2 separate regions of the Homo sapiens genome follow, and region 1 is linked to region 2. Evidence: chromatin contacts called from ENCODE Hi-C or POLR2A ChIA-PET data. All regions are on one chromosome and are shown on one strand. Each heading gives the region's core, a stretch centred on a gene start or an enhancer-like site at or near the end of the contact. The rest is flanking DNA. Distances are from core to core; before and after follow the strand shown. Region 1 overlaps RIN2 (Ras and Rab interactor 2). Region 2 overlaps RIN2 (Ras and Rab interactor 2).

Evidence for each region. A loop is a pair of places that touch in the nucleus more often than their neighbours do. ChIA-PET counts read pairs that join two places held with the same protein, here RNA polymerase II (POLR2A). Pooled maps may share reads with other maps.
Region 1: a map of CD14-positive monocyte shows a loop between it and region 2 (3-fold over the local background). The contact joins two enhancer-like sites. A Hi-C loop is called at or near these places in 3 of 168 maps with a recorded cell type or tissue (CD14-positive monocyte, GM12878 and PC-3) and 4 of 50 pooled maps. POLR2A ChIA-PET finds 5 or more read pairs at or near these places in 5 of 52 experiments (AG04450, GM12878, H1 and 2 more).

The regions. Positions count from the first base shown.
Region 1 is chr20:19,865,293-19,870,370 of GRCh38, reverse strand. The region is part of intron 2 of RIN2 (Ras and Rab interactor 2); the gene reads right to left. Among named protein-coding and RNA genes, the nearest start is that of RIN2, 110 kb to the right of the region's middle. Within about 2 kb of position 2,335, at least 6 of the 41 ENCODE cell types and tissues checked have a DNase peak (open chromatin) inside an H3K27ac peak, as active enhancers do; they include CD14-positive monocyte, where a contact is called at or near this core.
Region 2 is chr20:19,826,285-19,831,888 of GRCh38, reverse strand. The region is part of intron 2 of RIN2 (Ras and Rab interactor 2); the gene reads right to left. Among named protein-coding and RNA genes, the nearest start is that of RIN2, 71 kb to the right of the region's middle. RefSeq lists a silencer at 3,299-3,468. Within about 2 kb of position 3,573, at least 6 of the 41 ENCODE cell types and tissues checked have a DNase peak (open chromatin) inside an H3K27ac peak, as active enhancers do; they include CD14-positive monocyte, where a contact is called at or near this core.

The DNA.
Region 1 (5,078 bases), core at 1,086-3,585, 40 kb before region 2:
CTAGCCTGAGGAATCACTCTTAAAAAAGATTAAAGAGGCCTGACACCTTCCTGCAAAAGACATGATCTGGACTAGTTCCTGGACTAGAGAAAGAAACATGCTATACAGGACATTATTGGGAAAAATGATAACAATTGGCATCTCGGGTTTAGATCAAAGTATCATATGATGATTAGGCTCCATTCTTGGGTCATCGAACTGTGGGAATGTAGGAGAACCTCCATGTTCTTCAGAAGTATATACTGGTGCAGTAAGTGGTGAAGGGGCCTGATGGCTACAATCTACTCTAACCTGGTTCAGAGGCTGATACAGGAAATGGGGCAAAATGGCACAGGTCAGTGAACCTGTGCAAATAGTACAGAGGAGTCCTCAGAACTATTCTTGCCACGGTTCTGGAAGTTTGACATTATTTCAAAATAACTTGGCCCCGTGAGGTGGCTCACGCCTGTAATCCCAATGCTTTGGGACGCCCAGGCGGGAGAATTGCTTGGGTCCAGCACTGTCATCTGGGCAACATAGCGAACCCCCTTCTCTACAATAAATAAATAAATAAATAAATAAATAAATAAATAAATAAAATTAGCCAGGCATGGTGGTGCACACCTGTATTCCCAGCTACTTGGGAGGCTGAGGTGGGAGCATCACTTGAGTCTAGGAGTTCGAGGCTGCAGTAGCTGTGATTGCACCACTGCACTCCAGCTTGGGCCCCAGAGCGAGACCCTGTCTCTCAAAAAAAAAAAAACCCAAGAACAAAATAAAAGCTTAAAAATCTCTAAGCAGTAAAAGTGATTAAGGGATGGCCTAAAGTCCAGGGTGAGGGTGGAGGCTTCATGGAGTGGCATGGGCCAATCCAGCAGCTCCACAATTCAACCAGGCCCCATTTCCCCAGCTTTTTCTATCTCTTGGTTTGGCCCTTCCCTGGGGTCAGTGCTAACCCATCTTCAGTGTGGCCAGTGATGACGTGGCTTCGTCTCCCCACCTCACCATGTCACAAAAGTCAGTAACCTCTGAAGGAATAGTGAGGGTCTTGTTCCCCAGAAACCCTTCCTCTCAAGTTTGGGAAATCCTGCCTAAAACACAAAATCTAATCAAGGTGGCCCTGACATCAGTCCAAACTCTGCCACAGCGTATATGGTCTTCATCAATTTCATTCAAACCTTTATTTGCATTTCTAATCCCTCTCTCCAGCGCAGACTCATCCACCCTGCGTGTTTCTGTATACATCACTCAGTCTCTGTTTAAAATGCCTCACCACCTGGTGAACACTTTTTTTTTTTTTTTTTTTTTTTGAGACGGAGTCTTGCTCTGTCACCCAGGCTGGAGTGCAGTGGCGTGATCTCGGCTCAACTGCAACCTCCACCTCCCGGTTCAAGCAATTCTCCTGTCTCTGCCTCCCGAGTAGCTGGAATTAGAGGCACATGCCACCACACCCAGCTAACTTTTTGTATTTTTAGTAGAGACAAGGTTTCACGATGTTGGCCAGGTTGGTCTTGAACTCCTGACCTTAGGTGATCCACCCCCCTTGGCCTCTCAAAGTGCTGGGATTACAGGTGTGAGCCAGCATGCCCAGCTAGTGAACACCTTTTTATCCCTCAAGACTTAGGTCAGAGATCATCTCTGTGCTAGCTTCCCTTCATTACCTATTCCCATTATCAGCCCTTCCCCTTTCTGGGTCCCCAAGGTCCCTCTGACAGCCTCCACAACATCATGATTATAGCTGTCTGTTTATCTCACATAGGCTGTGTGCCCCTACAGGATGGAGCACGGCCTGTTGTCGAATGTTCACGGTCTGCCCAGCATATCATAAAACCCGGATGAAACCCTAAGACCTGCCCTGCTCATTTCACGTGTTTCCTGGCCCAGTGAAAGTGTGTGGTATGAATTCAGGAGCGAATCTGTAAGAGTACTTCAAACAGTGCTGGACACTAAATAATTTACTAAAATAAAACGTTGTCCAATAAAATACATCTTCATTCCTTTGGGTATTTTACTGCATTAAGGAAAATTACCCTGTTACTCAAGCCACATGGAACCACTAAGAAACTCATAACGTAGCCAGGCGGTGGAAAGCGCGTATGTCCCAATTTCCTGTTTTTCTCCGAGACGCTGCTGCCCCAGCCTGGGTCAGGCGATGCGTGGTTTGTGGCCTGCCACTTGGGCAGCCCTGGCTCAGAAGAAAGGCCATCTTCATTTTATATGGGAAAGTTGGAGAAACCTCAGAAGAGCCGTGGTGCATAAATATCACGTCACCAAAGCAGGGAACTGGCCACACTCACAGGCCTCCTTGGGGCCTGGCTTGGTGTCAGTTCCTGCTGTGGAGCTTGGTTCGGCTCTTTGTGCACCAGCATGCCCCACGCCAGACATGACGACACTGATGGCTTTTGCAGCCCCAGCCACAGAACAGGCTGCTGATGCTGCCCTTTCTTGTCCCACGAAAACGCCTTGCAGTTCAGAGAGCAGGCCGGCTCACCCAGCTGCACAGCATTTTCAGAGCAGCTTTGGGGCCATCATCCAGCAAAGTCTAAATACCCTCCCAGTTTGATTCATCTCTCAGTTTTAGACAAACCACAACTCTTAAAATTCTCCCACTGCAGAGAAACTTGGTGGACACCACCATCTTAACTAAACTATTGGAGCTGGTGTCACCAGGAATAAAACAAACCTGCCACATGTGCCTCCTGATATCTGGGACTGAGGAGGCCACCGCATCACTCTGGGGCATTCCTGCCACGGGTGCAAAACATGAATCTACTGTGAGGAGCATCAGACAAACCTAAACTGAGGGTCACTCTACAAAAATGATTGGCCTGCATGCTCTAAAAACGTAAAGGTCTTAAAAGGCAACAAAAGCTAAGGATACATTTCAGAGTGAAGGAGTCTCTAAACAGAAGTGACAACTCAATTCAATAAATGATCCTCAGTTGGATGCTTAACTGAAAAAAAATGCTGTAAATGACATTATTGGGATAATTGGAAAAACTGAAATATGGGCAACAGATTAAAGTATTGCATCAATGTTAAATTTCCTGAATTTGGTAACTGGATTGTGATGATGTAAAAATATGTCCTTGTTCTTAAGAAGTAAACACTAAAGTATTGAGTGGTAAAGAGGCGTGACTCATGCAACTTACTGTCCAATGGTTTAGAAAAAAGTGTGTGTGTGTGCACATGAGCATGTGTGCACGTGTTGTGTGTGGAGTGAGAGGTAAAAAAGAGAAATAAAACAAATATGGTAAAATGTTAAAATGTGTTAATCTGGATAACTGACATCTTATGAGTCTCTGTACTATACTTGCAAACTTTGTGTAAATTTGAAATTATTTAAAAATGTAAAAATGCATTCCATTAAACAAAAAAAAAAATAAAAATAAACAAGATTCTTAGTGATGGTTTAACGTTTTCGCACAGCAAAACACTAACATGTGTGTTGAAAAATAAATTAATCTGGCCAGGTATGGTGGCTCACTCCTGTAATCCCAGCACTTTGGGAGGCCAAGGCGGGAGAATCGCTTGAGGTCAGGAGATCGAGATCAGCCTGGTCAACATAGTGAAACCCCATCTCTACTAAAAATACAATAATTATGCTGGTGTGGTGGTGCCTGCCTGTAATCCCAGCTACTCAGGAGGCTGAGGCATGAGAATCATTTGAACCTGGGAGGTGGAACTTGCAGTGAGCTGAGATCATGCCACTGCACTCCCGCCTGGGTGACACAGGAAGACTCTGTCTCAAAATAAATAAAATAAAATAAAATATCCAAAATTAATCTAGAAACACAATTTCACGTTAATGTTTTTTAAAAGCTTGAAATTTGATATAAAAAGCATATATGGCTATGTGTTTTGTGAATTTTGTATGCAATGTTAAAGATATACAAAAAGGTTTAAAGATGTAACATGTCTCTCTGCACTCCCCAGCCCTGTGGAGTCCTGTCTATCATATATCCTTTTTCTTTTCAGAGGTTACAAGAATTCTGAACTTGGAGTTCATCAGTCCTATATATCAGGGGTCCCCCACCCCCCAAGACTGCACAGCAGGAGGTGAGCAGTGAGTGAGGCAGTGAAGCTTCATCTGTATTTACAGCCACTCCCCATTGCTCATATTATCACCTGAGCTCTGCCTCCTGTCAGATCAGCAGTGGCATTAGATTCTCATAGTAGCACAAACCCTATTGTGAACTGCACATGCAAGGGATCTACACTCTGTGCTCCTTATGAGAATCTAATGCCTGATGATCTGTCTCCCATCACCCCCAGATGGGACCATCTAGTTGCAGGAAACCAAGCTCAGGGCACCCACTGATTCTACATTAAGGTGACTTGTATAATTATTTAATTATATATTACAATGTAATAATAATAGAAATAAAGTACACAATAAATGTAATGTGCTTGAATCATCCCAAAACCATCCCTCACACAACCCCGGTCTATGGAAAAATTGTCTTCCGTGAAACTGGTCCCTGGTGCCAAAAAGGTTGGGGACCACTTCTATTATATGTATGCAAATGCACCTTTATACATTTGCTACATATGTATGTATGTGTATATTTTTATTATATTTTTGTAAAGTATAACTTTTGGTCAGGCATGGTGGCTCATGCTTGTAATCCCAGCACTTTGGGAGGCCAAAGCAGGATTGCTTAAGGTCAGGAGTTTGAGACCAGGCTGGGGAACAAAGTGAGACCCTCCATCTGTACAAAAAATAAAAAATAAAAATTAGCTGGGCCTGGTGGTGTGTGCCTATAGTTTTAGCTTTTTGAGAGGCTGAGGAGGGAAGATCACTTGAACCCAGGAGTTTGAGGCTGCAGTGAGCCATGATTGCAGCACTGCACTTTAGCCTGGGTTAACAGAGCAAGACACTGTTGCCAAAAAAAAAAAAAAAGAAAGAAAGTATAACTTTTAAAATGAAATTTGAATTTAAAATTGTGTAATCCCTGAAGGACCCCTCAGGGTATGTATTAAGGTTCCAGGGAATACAGTTTTATTGGGCAGTTTTATTTAGCTGAGCTGATCTTTCTGGCTCTTCAGAGGCATTTACCCAGTGGCCTGAGTGTACCTCCTCAGAAAGGAACCTGAAT
Region 2 (5,604 bases), core at 2,324-4,823:
CTATCTCCTATAAGAAGGAGAATCCATGTATTTTAAAAGTCTATGTCTAGGGTGATATGAACTATTACTATTTAACTTTCCATATGTATTTATTGTATCTACTACAATAAACTTGCAGAATATAGCTCTTATATTTCTTTGTCCTCCCTGGAACACTTACTGTATATCCAAGCTCATTGTACCTGCTCAACGAATGTTTGCTAAATAAACGATGGGTTCAAATGTATCAGGGAAATTACACTGATATAATCTCAAGTACTTGACGGGCTTAACTTTATCTTTGAAATCAGTTCATAAAACAATCTCGGTCTACTCTTCCTATTCAGTCACACCTATTTATTTTCCCAATACTTTAAAATAAAAAGTTTCAAACAGAGTGAAATTGAAATAATTTTTCAGTGAACACTCACATACACACCACCAAGATTTTACCACTGACATTTTACAATATTTGTTTTATCCATATTTTTCCATCTCTACCTCCCTCTACGCATCCCTCAATCCATCTTACTTTTGGTGCATTTAAAAGAAAAACTTGGATGTCTGTACTTCCCACTAAATACTTCTAACATACATATCACTAACTAGAATTCAATTTTTTCAGGTTAAAAAATGTTAATGTAAAAATTTATGTTACGTTTTTAGACGAACGAAACTACTTCCAAGCACCAAGTACCAGACATCTCCTTGCTGAGAGCAGTTGGCAGCTTCACATTTCTAAGGTGAATTGGGTGCCCTGGGAGGGTGGAGTATCTACCCGGAGTGTGGCATGCTGGGGCATCTGTGTACTTCTAGAAGAGGCTGATGGTCATGGGTTGGGGTCTCCCAGAAGCAGACTTGGAGACAGAGTTTAGGGTACAAGAGACTTATTAAGGAGCGCCCGTGGGATCAGTGCCTGTGGAATGGGAAGGAAGCAGGAGTGGACACGGGGACATGGAGATGAGGTTCAGGATTCAGGATGAGTCAACCTTATAGGGGTGTCCCGAGGTGGGGTGAGATGGCTATGCCATTGTACCCCCACCAGCATCAGTCATCGCTGGATGTGGGTATCCCTGGGCATGGCATGACCCTTGCCTAGGCAGCCCCCTTCAGCCAAGGTACCCCTGCAGGGGCTGGTGGCAGCTATAGACTCCCCATGGTCAGCACTCCCAGCAGCCGGGCAACAAGTCCCTCCTTAAGGGGCATCTGGTGGTGCATCACAGTGTCCACCATGCTAATGATACTGCATTCATTTTAGCAACACATCATGTGGCAGTTGTTCATGCTTTATTCCACAGCAACAGGAAATTCCGGCCCAACCTCATTGAGAGTCCTGGAAACTGAATGACTGGCCTTGAGTAGGTTGTGATAAACATTTGCTGGTATGTTATGCACTGTGGGACATGACATTGGAAAGGGCTGAGGCTTGTGGCTGATGGTCATATTATTAAGGTATCCCTCATGTGGCAGGAAGATGCTACACCTGAGAGTGCAGGGGGTCTTCACCAAACTGCACAAGAATGAAGCATGAAAGAGAGGCCAAGAAAGGATTCTAAGGTCATGCCATGTAAGTAAAAGAAGATTTGAGGCCTGGCATAAAAGTTAATGAAAAGCTAGCTTGGCTTTAGAGAACTTGGTAAAAAAAAATGTGAAGCTAGTTAGAGAAACCAGCAGTCTCATGACCTCACACAGTCATCAGGATTGGCCTTGGCTAAAAAACAAATGGTTTCATAAAAATGATATTTTAAAATGCAAATTTCATCCTACTCTCCCTTCCTTTGGAAAATATGTCTTCCTGAGGTGGACTGCTATCATTTGGGTATCCCCCAAATCTTTTGATCACAATCCGTATTTTGATAGTGTCGTTCAGGATAATTTCTGTCTTTCCAACATACGATGCAAAAATAAGACAACAGAAACCTCATTTTCTGGCCTCCTTGCTGCTGGGATATGGCTACGTGATTTAGATTCTACCACGCAGATGGGCTCCCACAAGGCTTTGTTGGGAACTGAGTGATGCAGGGAATGAGACAGAGTCAGGGGCATCATTTTGTGGTCAGGGGCCATGGCAGAGCTGGAGTTGCTCTGAGCAGCAGCCCTGAGGGGGTCTCCCAATTCAGCAGCTTCCTGACCCCTTCCGTAGTGGCCAACCCCTTGGTGGGCTGATTCTGGTGGGCCATTCTGGGAGTCACTTGGGAAGCCCAGCCTAAACCCCACTGCTTGATCCATCCCTTGACTTTGGGAACTCTGTTCCTCAGTACCCCTCCCTGCCTAAACCAGCTAGAGGCGATTCTCTAGTATGCATCTAAAAACCCTGACCAATACATTTCCTATAGTCACAACAGTGGATTTTTGAACTTTTTAAGCCGGCACACTTTCATCAAACACAACAGCCTATAGAAGCCCAGTATACAACGTAGATGATATACAAAATTGTTCTTCCCACCCTCCTCACTCTAGAGCTCTCTGTTGCTCCTGTGAACTCACCCCTGGGAGAAAGCATAGTTATTACAGAGGGTCCTTCATATACTGGATTCAATCCATTTTTTTTTCTTTTTTTGGCTTCATCTCCTATCATGCCCCCAAAGTCCTACAAATTAATAAGTTAATCCAATTTGCAAGCACGCCATACAACTTTGGGTTTCCATAACTGCTCATCTTCTCTTCTGTCTTCCTGGGATGTCTGTCATGAGTAGATCTGCCAGGAAAATGCTCATGTACTCTTCAAGAACCCAATCAATCAGAACCTCCATGAACCTCTCACCCAAAGCGTCCCATCATATAGGTGGCAATTTCAGTAGCCTCTTAGCATTCATGAGCCTACTATTTCCAGAGGTAGCTATTATTCTCTGCTGAGGATCCCAGGTAATCTGCATGTTTGCTGAGGCACAAATTTGAATCATTAGTATATTAAACGTGGTGAAATGCCCTGGCTTTTCCTTTCCTTCCACCCACCCTATCAACCAGGGCTTCACATGAGCCAAACCAAGCCTAGCAGGAAGCCAGTTAGCAAAGGGAGCCTCAGACGACGTAGCCGGTTGGACCATCCCAATGATCATACAGAGCAGAACAAGCAAAAATGGACCTAGGATGGTGGAGGAAATGATCAGCTCTGCAGAACTTCCTAGGAGTCAGCAAGATCACAGGGAATGGGACACTCGGTTAGAATGCAACCAAGAGATGGCATATTTTATCATGTTCCATTCATAAGAAACATATTTTTTCTTTTCTTTTGGAGAGTACTAAGCTGTCTCTGTTAAGTCAAGGACAAATAAATCTATGCACCTACATAATGGTTTTCATATTAGAAGATAATGGAGATGAATGGAGGAATAGAATAAAAGGGCTACTGTGATGACAGGATGCCACAGCCACCATCAACGCAGGAAGTGAGTGATTCATTCCTGCTGCAGAAATCAGGCAGAAAGACAGGTGGCAGACTCAGCTGTCCGCACATATTCTCATAGTGTCTCTGTGATAAAAACCATTTCTGACACACACTTGACCTAACTTGTGGGCAGATTCAGCCCTCAGAAGGATCAGAAAGCTGTGGGTGGAGCTGCTATTCTCAACTTACTTCCGATTCACGGGGAGGAACTGATTGGGGAAGTGGAAGTGAGAGGCATTGTAAGAGGAAATTCTTATGTCATCCTTATGTTCACAAAAGCTAGGAATGGGAAACTCAGTTGTGCTGATAAATTTTGTGGTTTACAAACAGAGATTTCACAAAGTTTAAAGGTGAGTTGGAGTCTATAAAAAGTGCCCTCGTTCCCATCAAACAGAATGGGAAGTTCTTGAAAATGGGGTTCTGACACCACAAATAAGTCAGTAGCTAAGAGGGAGAGGTATCACAAGCAGGTGAGTCTGCACCTTTGCAATGAACTCACAGCTGGGCAGCATGCAAATATGGGTAAGGGCTCTAGAGGCTTAAGTGTACCCCAAACAGTGTGCTGGATCTGTGTGAATAATGCCTAGAAGCCTACAGCCCAGGAGAAGGGTATTTTACAAATAAAACAAAGCTAAATAAAACCATAAAATACCTTTTTAAAGGTACTTTTGGAACACAATGTGGTTGACTAGCAGCAAAAAAAAAAAAAAAGAAAAAAAGAAAAGCAAACCTACTAAAGTCCTTGACAATGGGAGCAATTAATTTACATCAGCTGAACACCTAAAGGCTGTAAGACAGGAAGAGGAGACCAGCATTAAAAAGCGGGACTGGATCCTGAAGTCAATTTGGCGGTCATAAGGGCGTACCTGGATCTTCTATAGGCATTTTCTTTTCCAATCTGGAGGACTCACTGCCACACTATGGTTATAAGTTAAATGCATGTGAGATTATTTGTGATCACCTTCAAGCACTCAGGAGAATTAAAGAGGGCTGGACAAAGCTGGTAGATAATGTTGGTCCTTGGCTTCAAAAACAGAGAAGGCAGTAGACTTCTCCAGCTATGAAGCTGTGGGCTCCAGGGCCATTTGAGAGATGATTGCTCTTGGAATTCTTTGCAAGATGGTGTATCTTAGCCAAAACGTGGTCAAGCCCAGGGTCCAGTTTGGGTTTCCCAAGACAAGCTATGTCAGTTTAGCCATATTCCTTATGTACTTCGCAGGGCTATTAGACTAGAAAATTAGAAAAAGGCGGGGTGTGGTGGCTCACGCCTGTAATCCCAGCACTTTGGGAGGCCGAGGCAGGCAGATCACCTGAGGTCAGGAGTTGGAGACCAGTCTGGCCAACATGGCGAGACCCCATCTCTACTAAAAATACAAAAATTAGCTAGGTATGGTAGCACATGCCTGTAATCCCAGCTACTCGGGAGTCTGAGGCAGGAGAATCACTTGAACCCAGGAGGCGGAGGTTGCAGTAAGCTTAGATTGCACCACTGTACTCCAGCCTGGGCAACAAGAGCGAAACTCTGTCTCAAAAAAAAAAAAAAAAACCCAAAACCAAACGAATAGAAAAACCACCACCACCACCACCAACAATAACAAAAATAAAATTAGAAAAAAACTGTTGCATGGATCTGAATTTCAAATAGGGAGTTGACAAATAATGACACCTTTTTAGCAAGAAAAAAATTTGTGCCTAAGAGGATGACAAGAAAATAGTTAAATGCCTGCACACAGGAGCCACAGTTGATGGATTGCCACCAAACAGGAGTAGGCCCCAAGATTCCCTCCGTGCCTGTCCTGCGCAGGATGTTTGCTAAGAAGTTAAACCAGGATAAGGATTGAACAGAGGTTAAGCTAATAGATGACTTAAAGCAGAGAGAATGACAAATCTTATAAATCAGTGTTTCCTAAACACCAGTCATTCATGTACTGCCTTCCCAATGCTTGCTGCCAACTATCAGACAGGATTGTGAATTTTCCTTAAATTTACTCTCTTTTCAACTTGAATCTATAGCAGAAGAAGCTAATGGATATGATGTGCTAATTACATCCTTGCTATGGCTCCATGACTATGAAAACAGGGAAGGGCCACCCCAGGGAATCACTAAGAGTGTGACTTTGAGCAGTTACTTAGTTACCCGTGCCTTAGTTTCCTCATCTGTAAAATGGGTATTGAATGAAATAGTTCATGAAAAAGCACTTCTTAGCACAATGTGTGTAATATAATAAATGATTAAT